2 separate regions of the Mus musculus genome follow, and region 1 is linked to region 2. A link is a loop called in an ENCODE intact Hi-C map of the cell type or tissue named here. Cell type or tissue: heart. All regions are shown on one strand. Each heading gives the region's core, and the rest is flanking DNA. Links, peaks and the distances in the headings are about the cores only.

Region 1 (4,388 bases), core at 234-4,233, 190 kb after region 2:
CAGTTTCTCTCACTGAGCTTCTGTAAGAGCTGCTTGTGAGCTGAAGTCACAAGATTCAGAGATCTTGAAGGTCCACTTGGCCCTGAAGTTCCATGGACATTTGAACAAAGTCAATGGCAGTTACCTCACAAGCTCCCCAATTTCATCTTTCTTTCTTGGTTTCATTGTTTAGGTACTAACATCTCAGATCTCCACTCTGCCACTCAACTGGTGTTGAGGATCTTAAGCTCTTTGAATTTCAACTTCTTTGTTTTGTAAAGTGTCAGTAATAATATTTACGTCATGAAGATATTATGAGGGAGGAAATGAGCTAATTATGTAAAGGATTTCTCTCAACTTCTATGCACAATTAGCTACTTAACACCAGTTCCAAATATTTACTATGAGGTTAGATCTGTCACCAGAGCATGGGTGACAATGTCCACCCATTGACTGATCACTTCTGCTTCAGAACTAATGTCCTTCTGCTGGACCTTCCAAATAAACATAAACACCAACTCATTCCCTGTTTCTTACCCCCTTTCCTTCCTTTCAGTTTCCTTATCTTGGTTCATGGGATGGTGGTATTGTCTGACCCTAATGACCAATCTCAGGGTTATCTTAGATTCATTTTCCACATCCAATCACTCATCAAACCCTATCACTAAACTACCATGGTCTCATCCATCTCTCTGTTTTCATTCTGTTCTGTCTTCCCTTATCCTTCACTTAGGCTAATCTTTGAACTGGTCCCTGTGCTATTTCTTCCTTCTCCCCCATCTCTGCCAGGCATTATCACCCTTTTCAAAAACTGTTGCTATAATACCTATCTCCAGCAAAGTCACTTTTCCGCTTAAATGTCTTTTCTGTCTCCCCATCCACTCTAGGCCACCAGATAAAGCTCATCACCCCAGATTCCTTTCAATGATTTTCAAAGATTGGTTCGACCTACTTTTCTAGGGTCTTCTTTTCCTGCACTAAAATTTAATAATATGCGTCTTCTCAACTTTCCAGAGTGTGAGTCATTTCTAGAGAAATTTGTTTTATGTTTTTCCATATACTTAGAGTCTATACTTTATTGTGCCTAATTCAAGCTCCTCTAAACTACGAAGGTGGACTGCAAACTGCACCACTCCATGGAGCCTCACCAGATGCCTCTGCTCTGCCAATGTGTTGAATTTCATGTATACATCACCCTGCCCTTATTATCTTTTATTCAAGGTCCCCTGCAAGTTTTTCTGAGTTCCTGTGCATTGTTCTTCTTTCCTAATATATGTATTGATTCCTGGAGGTAGGGGACCAAGTTTTGGCCATCTTTTTTATTGTTGACCAGACTTAGTGAATAGCTTAAGAAGCCTAAAACACCTCATAAACTTCATAGAGTCAAAACACTCCCTGGTTCCATATTCACTGATATCTTATTCCCTGATACATACTACTCATTTCCCCCTTTCCTCTTATTTATTTATTTATTTATTTATTTGGTAAAGTATCATCATCAACCCAGATCCTCAAGATCCAGACAACAGACATTAGTGATTAGTGGGAAGATCATTGTTCACACTCTTTCTCTTACTGCTGAGTTAGAACATATTATTTTTAATGATTAATTCTCCTCTCTGTGCCTCAGCCATTATTATTTCTGAGTTGGGTTAATGAGACCTAGTGATCTTTAAGGTAAGAAAGGTCAGGATCATCCTCGATTCCTCTTCTTCATTTTCCAACCCAGTCCAGTCCATTGCCATGTTAGCTCTACCTCTATAATTCATCATAAATTTATCTTCTTTTCTTCACATAACCTGACTCTCAAGAAGCTTCTCTACCTCTGCTCTTATTGCCCCTCATCTCCTACCTAAGGGGAGAAGCCTCTGTTCATCACAATTTATTTCAAACTAAATTAAGACCCTGCAAAGGCTTCCTGTCATAAGGAATGGCATGTTTGGTTTATAGATCCTCCCCAGTGTCTGTCTCTCATTTTAATGTGATATTTGTCACTATTGATGTTGTTTGTATGTTTGTAAAATCACTTGCTTCTTCCAAGATTTTTCTGTCTTTGAATTCAGTTCTTTGACTATGACTATGTGTGGATTTCATTGTGTTTATCATATTTAGCACATGTTGAGAGATTTTTAACCTATCACTTCTTAAAAAATGCTTTCTATTCGTCATTTTATCTCCTTATAGATTTCACTGTACCTTCGAATAAAGAACAGCGCTGCTGTGCCCTGATATCTTAGTACATGCTCTGATGGTCCATTTAATGGTTGATATTGCCAACTTGACAGGATTCAGAATCTTTTACGAGATGACGCATTGGGCATTTCTGTGAGGGATTTTTACAGATTGGTTAATTGAAACAGGAACAGCTCCGTTCTACCATTCTATGAGTTGGTGTTTTGGAGTGAATTAAAAGGAGAAAAGGAGTTGAACACCAGCACTCATTTCTCTTTGCTTTCTGACTGTGGATACAGTATAACTTACCACCATGACTTCTCTGCCAGGATTGATTTTCATTCTTCCCTAAGTTGCTTCTAGTCAGCTATTTGGTTATAGAAATAAGAGAAGTGACTAATGTAGGCTCTGTAAGCAAAGTTTATAATTAGTTTTTAGTCAAACTTGGATAACCATTTCCCTGTCATCTCAGCTGTAATGAAGGGAGATCAGCAAGCCTCACTGGGAGTCCCAAGACATAAGGTCTTATGCTTCTTGTTGACTTTCAGAAGATCATGGGCTTGGTCTCATTGTCCTTTGACCTTGATCCCTTTCCTAAGAGTGGCTGACTTAGGTGAATGTCTCCTAAATATCTGGCTGTATCTAAGAGGAAGCTCTTTAGTACTAGAGTAATTCACGGCCTGAATATCCTGCTAGCTAGGCCTCCTGGTTGGTTGGTGTTGGAGCTGGGTTCACAGGGTGCTAACACCATACTGGCTAAGCTGGCTTTTGTATTGCTGTCTTCCCACAGATATGGCCTCTGAGATGGTGCAGCTGCAGGAGAGGTTCCTCTTGATCACTGTGCTGACTGACAGAAGGTTGAGATGATCCATGATGCCTCTGCTGGGCTATAAACACGGTTCCTTGAAGTACATGATTGTGTTTGGAAATAAAGCTTTCTGATGCAAATTAAGAGGAAGTCATGCTGGGTCATTTTGGACTCTAATGGTCAGTGCTTTTATAAGAAGAGGGGAGTTTGGCTAGAGCACAGAGGGAAGATGACTGAAGACATAGGGTGAGGGAAAAGGATGTGGGATGGAGGTGATGAACTTACCAAGTACTGTGAGGATTACCTGTAGCCATATTAGCTAAGAGACAAGGAAGGAATCTCCCTTTTAGTGGCCTTAAGACAGAGCACCAACCTACGAACCCATGGCCTTCATATTGTAAGAGCATATAGAGTGGTGAGACAATAAATTTCTAAAATTTAAAACCATCCAGTGTATGGCCCCATTCTATGTATACTGTATAGCAACTGTAAGACATGAATACAACATCACATAACTCTCTGAACTTTTAAACTCCAGAATATTATGTGCTCTTAAAAATAATTTTCAGCTCTTTATTGGGCTTCTTAATTTGCTGAGTCATTGTTATCATTTTTTTCTTAATTCTTTAGCATTGTTTCTTGCAGGCCTTTGAATATACTTCTTTATTTGAATAACTTTGGCCATTAAATCCAGCAATTGCATCTAGTCAGAGGTCTTGCCTATGCAATTATTTCTGTCCTGGGTATAGATCATTCCTTCTCCTTCTTCCTTCCCTACCTCTTCTTTTTCCTTCCTTCTTTCCACCTCCTTATTTCTTTATATTGTATTTTCTTTTTGCTTTTTAAAAAGACTTATTTATTTTATGTATATGAGTATACTGCAGATGTTTTCACACACACCAGAAGAGGGCTTCAAATTCCATTACAGATGGTGGGGAGACAACTTGTGGCTGCTGGGAATTTGAACTCAGGGCCTCTGGAAGAACAGTCAGTGCTCTTAACTGCTGAGCCATCTCTCCAGCCTTATATATTTTCTTTTGAGGCAGGGTCTTCTGTATCCCAGAATGGCCTCAAACTCTCTATAAAGTCAAATATTAACTCCACCTCCTGCTTCCACCTCCCAAGTTCTGATAATACAGGCAAGCCTCTCCTAGTCTGACTTATGGTTTGCACAGTGCTAGAAACTGTACTGTATTCAAGAATGATACACACTGTACTAATTGAGCTCCATGTCTAGTCTGTGCTTTCCTATTTTTTCATGCTTCATAATTTCTTATGGTTGAGACTTGCATGATTTAGGTCATGTACTGGGTGACTTACGTGCTAGATTTTGATCTCTATCCAATTTTGTTGCTGCTGTTTGTTTGTTTAGTCACTGATCTGGACTCAGCCTGTGGGTACTATTCCCTGGTGGTATATGGCTGCTGAC
Region 2 (4,388 bases), core at 278-4,277:
AAAGCGGGGAGAGGCGAGGGTGGGGCGGGGCCGGGGGCGGGCGGAGCTGCTCGAGGGACCCCCTCCTTGCCCTCACCGGCCCCCTTCCCTAGCTCCCACGGCACGCCCCCATCCACGCTAGGCCGCCCCCACCGAGTCCTCGTCGTCAGTCCTCCGTCTGTTCCTTCGAGGGCTGCTTGGCATCTCGCTCAGTCTTCCGCTGCTGCCGCCCCCTCCTTCTCCACCCTCGTCTGCTCCTCCTCTTCGGCTAGCCGCTCGGTGTCCGTAAGCTCCCCACGGAGGCCCTCCAAACAGCCCCTTGCCCTGGGCTGTTCCATCTTCCTGTTGGCCCCCCTCTTCCAACACTTAGCCCTCCTGATCGCACTAGCTGAACATCCAGTGGTAGACCTTTAGGGACGACCCTGCTTGCCCTCAGGCCCTTCTGAGTGTCTGTCCAGGGCTGGGGCTACATAGCTCCTTTCCATTCTTTGGGGGCAGCCTCTACTCCCAGGGCTGCCTGATTTCCCTAGACCACTAAGAGTGGGGAGTTCTTGAGGTACTGCGATTCTGCAGCTTATGGACATGGCCTTGGTTACCTGGGGCTCCTGGCTGGGGCCTGTGTACTGTAACCGCCTCCCCTGTTGGGGACTCGGAGCCTGTTTTCATCTCTGCAGCTCTTTCTAACCTCAGAGGTGTCCATCAAGCCCCTATCTCAACCGCAGGTGAGAGGGTTTTTCTGTTTTGGACTAGTTTTTCTCCATTTCTAACCACCTTCACCATATCCCTTGTAATAATGTTCAAGGACAAGCAAGCAATCTTGTATATATTTTTAATTTAATTTAATTTTTCTGTCATCTCTCCGCCTTCAAGCGTTATTCACCCACATACAAGGAAAACAGCCCCTGGTAGTTGGCTGATCAGCCTTTTGACATTGACGGAGTTACTGTCTGTACCCTCTTTAAATAAGCTGGGACAGGGTCAAGCGGATGGGGACATCTTTTGCAAAGGCTGGGCACCACAGGTCTCTTAGAATTGAGAACTGTCTTCTCAGAGCAGCTGGAGTGGGAGGGGAGCCTTGAGGTTGGAGAGGGTTGGGTTGCCCTCCAGGGCTCTGTGCATTCCATGTGTTTGGCATGTCTCCCTTGCTCTTGAACCAGAGGAGCAGTGTTCACTAGTCACCACCAGAGCCGGAGGGGGGGCTTGAGAGTGGGAGGGTGCTTCAGCAGCCAGGGTGGGAACTGAGGGGGTGGAAGGCCTGAAGAATTTGAGGTGGGGGGGACATGAAGGAATGGTCTAGAGACGCAGCCTACGGTAGGGGGAGAGGTAGGTAGAGGTGGTTACCAAGGATGCTAGTTAGCTCATGGGAGACACTGAATGGAGTCACATTAATAATGGCCAACTGTTACTTACCACTTCCAGGCTTGGTATTTTGCATGCATTGTTTGACTTGAAACTCATTTAATACTTTTTTTTTTTTTTAAGCAGTATGCCTTAGACTAGTCGCACAGCTCTGAAGTGACAGACCCATTTAGTTGTTAGATCTTACAATATCAGCTCCAGAGGCTCCTGGCACAGGCTACTACCATGTGGCTATCATCTGGTTTAGTTTCTTCTGACCCCTCAAAACTCCTTTAGGGTGCACACCCATTCCTATGTCACAGGCTTTTGCAGGTCCCTCCCTGACTGTCCTGGAAGGGGCAACCCCAGGGAGTTTTCCTCTCAGTTACACCCCCCACCCCACAAGCAATCAAGCCCAGTCTGTCCTCCCTGCCCATCCTGGGCCGGCTCCTCCTTCCCCTTGGCTAGGCCCTGGAAATCCAGTGGGAGGCCATTGCTATGGTAACAGGACTAGGCCCTGGCTTTACCTCATCAAATTCCAAGCTGAAGCCAAAACGATTGAGAAATTAAAGGGAAAAAAATGTATTCCAGATGCTTACTTTTTATTTCTTATGTCCCTGTGTTTGGATGAGACAGCTCTTGAGTGCTGGAGGGGGGCAGGGATGTGAAAGGAGAATGGGGGGGGGGTAGGGAGCCACTCCCAGCCGTGGAGGGAGGGAGGAGAATGGGAAGAGGGGGGCCGGCTGTGGGGCGGAGCCCCAGGTTGGGGAGGAGCGGGTTTTTCCCGTCCCATGAGGTGATTCCAGAGACTTGAGAGTTTCTGGCCTTCTTGCTCCGCTCAGAGTGGACACCTCTAGTGGGGCTCCCTGACCCGAGAGGGTTGCCTCAGGAGCTGTAAGTAGGGTATCACAGGACGGATCCTGGGGGTGGTGTGGGTGGAGGTGGCTCCCTCCTGTGCTGGATCACTGAGGTTCAGAGCCAAGGGTTGGAGAGTCGTGTCAAGAGTTGAGGATGTGGCTGTGGGAACCTTCCCGGCCTCCCCCTGGAGTTCGCTCTTCCTGTCCCACACTGCCTGGGTTAGAAATAGACTTCCTTGGCTAAGCCTGTTGCCTTTCTCAGCTTTCCCTTCTCCACCTCTCCCTTCCCTGGGTCTTCAGTCACTTCGGCCGGCTCACACTGCTTCCTATTTCTCAGGCAGGGTGTGCCCTATGTGATGAAAGGATCCACTCTCAGGGAAGGCACAGCCATGGCTTCCCCACTGCCCCAGGATATGGAGGAGGAGCTGGCGCCTGTTGGCTCCGAGCCAGGTACCAATGGGTGCTGGGTGCAGGGTGGGGCCGTTGGCTGGGAGGAGGGCCGGGGGTGGGGTGGAGGCTGCACCCCTCTTCCGTCCCGGCAGGTAGCTGGAGTGACAGTGGAGGTGAGAGGCAGTGAGTCTGAAATGAGTGCTCACGGGCCTTGGCATCTGGTGGGAGTGAGGTAGAGCCCCAGCCGGTATGGAAGCAGAGCCTTTGAGACAACTCCAGGGAGCCTTGGAGGAGGAGACACTGAGGCACAGAAGGAGAATGGAGTGCCCTTCTTTCTCCCTGTCTAGACTTTTTAAATGCTTAGCTGAATGAGTGGGTGATACAAGATTCTATTATAGAAGGTTGTGGCCGTGAGTAATTCCCAAGGTCTTTTATTTGGCATTACAATGCCTTATATAGAAGGTGGATTTCTGCCCTTGTTTTTTTTTTTTTTTTTTCCTTCTTCCTTCCTGTGGCAGATTTACTTCTGTTTGACATAGGTCAATAGAAAGCTTGCATTCCTGATAATGAACTGGATGACTGAGGTGGCAAGAGGAAGAGGTGCAGCAGGGTGTACAAGGGGAGCTCAGCTAGGGTCAAAACTTCACTATGGAAATGTGGTGTAAAGAAATAGGGCTCCATCGGGTTCCCAGGCTGACAGTATGGTGAGGCCAGGCAAGTGGGTATGCTTATCTGCTCCATTCATTCATTCGATAGGAACCTGTGTTAGGAGCAAAATAGGATGCTAGAGGGATAAGGGGTCAAAGCCCACGTTGTAGGAGTTTGGAGAAGGTAGGCTATATAATGGGATGTGAAAAACCAAGGAAGCCTTCCTGGAACAGGCGGTACTGACTTGCACCTAGAACGATGGGTTCCAAGGTTGGAGTGTGGAAGATTCGGTGCAGCAGGAGTCACAAGAATTTATGTCTCATGGTTCTTCTGACAGTTCCTAATGAATCCTTCCTTCCGAAGGTGACCCACGAGCCAAGCCCCCTGTCAAGCCCAAACCCCGGGGCTTGCCCAGCAAGCCAGCTCTGCCTGCCAAACCCAGCCTCCTGGTGCCTGTTGGGCCTCGCCCTCCTCGGGGTCCCCTGGCTGAGCTGCCTTCTGCCCGGAAGATGAACATGCTGGCAGGACCTCAGCCCTATGGGGTCAGCAAGCGTCCCCTCCCGTTTGCACCAAGGCCTTCAGCTGAAGCAACCGCTGGAGGAGACGTTACCCAAGAGTCTGGGAAGGAGGATGCTGGGAAAGAAGACTTGCCCCCTCTCACACCCCCAGCTCGGTGCGCTGCCCTGGGAGGTGTGAGGAAGGCCCCTGCCCCTTTCCGTCCCTCCTCTGAGCGGTTTGCAGCCTGTACAGTAGAAGAAATTTTGGCCAAGATGGAGCAGCCACGGAAAGAGATCCTGGCCAGCCCTGACCGCCTCTGGGGCTCCCGCCTCACTTTTAACCACGATGGCAGCTCTCGATATGGCCCCAGGACCTATGGTGCCCCCTGCCCCAGAGAGGAGGATAGTAAGTCCCCTGCCAAAGGACGGTCCCAGGAGGGGACAGCAGAGATTCCTGCAGAGTGCCAGGAAGAGCATAGCAAGACTCCTGAGGAGAGGTAAGGGCTGAGAAGAGTTTGTATAGTTCCTTGAAGTCTTAAAGGGGCTATGGAGGAAGTGGGCTCAAGTTTGGGTTATCATCTTTACTGTCAGGTTACTTAGGTGAATTCAGGCAAACCCAGGCTAAGGCCCAGAGCATCTCTGTAGCAAATGGTGGAGTTACTTCTCTCTCTCTCTGTGT

Evidence for each region. Peaks named below come from ENCODE experiments on the same cell type or tissue, not always from the same donor. Only the 100,000 strongest peaks of a DNase experiment are listed, where the experiment ranks them.
Region 1: a loop joins it to region 2, with 3 times the contacts of the local background. A loop is called at or near these places in 1 of 42 quality-filtered maps.

Annotation. Positions count from the first base shown.
Region 1 is chr2:85,240,576-85,244,963 of GRCm38, forward strand. Gm13715 (a long non-coding RNA gene) reads left to right here. Exons shown (of 5, transcript XR_374759.2): 5 at 2,942-3,103. Among named protein-coding and RNA genes, the nearest start is that of Gm13715, 34 kb to the left of the region's middle. In heart, for the core only: no CTCF peak of the experiment used is centred there; no DNase peak of the experiment used is centred there.
Region 2 is chr2:85,048,350-85,052,737 of GRCm38, forward strand. It overlaps Tnks1bp1 (tankyrase 1 binding protein 1), which reads left to right and starts at 2,111. Exons shown (of 12, transcript NM_001081260.2): 1 at 2,111-2,211; 2 at 2,512-2,624; 3 at 3,576-4,206. The coding sequence starts at 2,531. In heart, for the core only: a CTCF peak has its summit at 2,253; DNase peaks (open chromatin) are centred at 1,142, 1,772, 2,112, 2,592 and 1 weaker place; H3K4me3 peaks cover 2,655 bases; H3K27ac peaks cover 2,935 bases.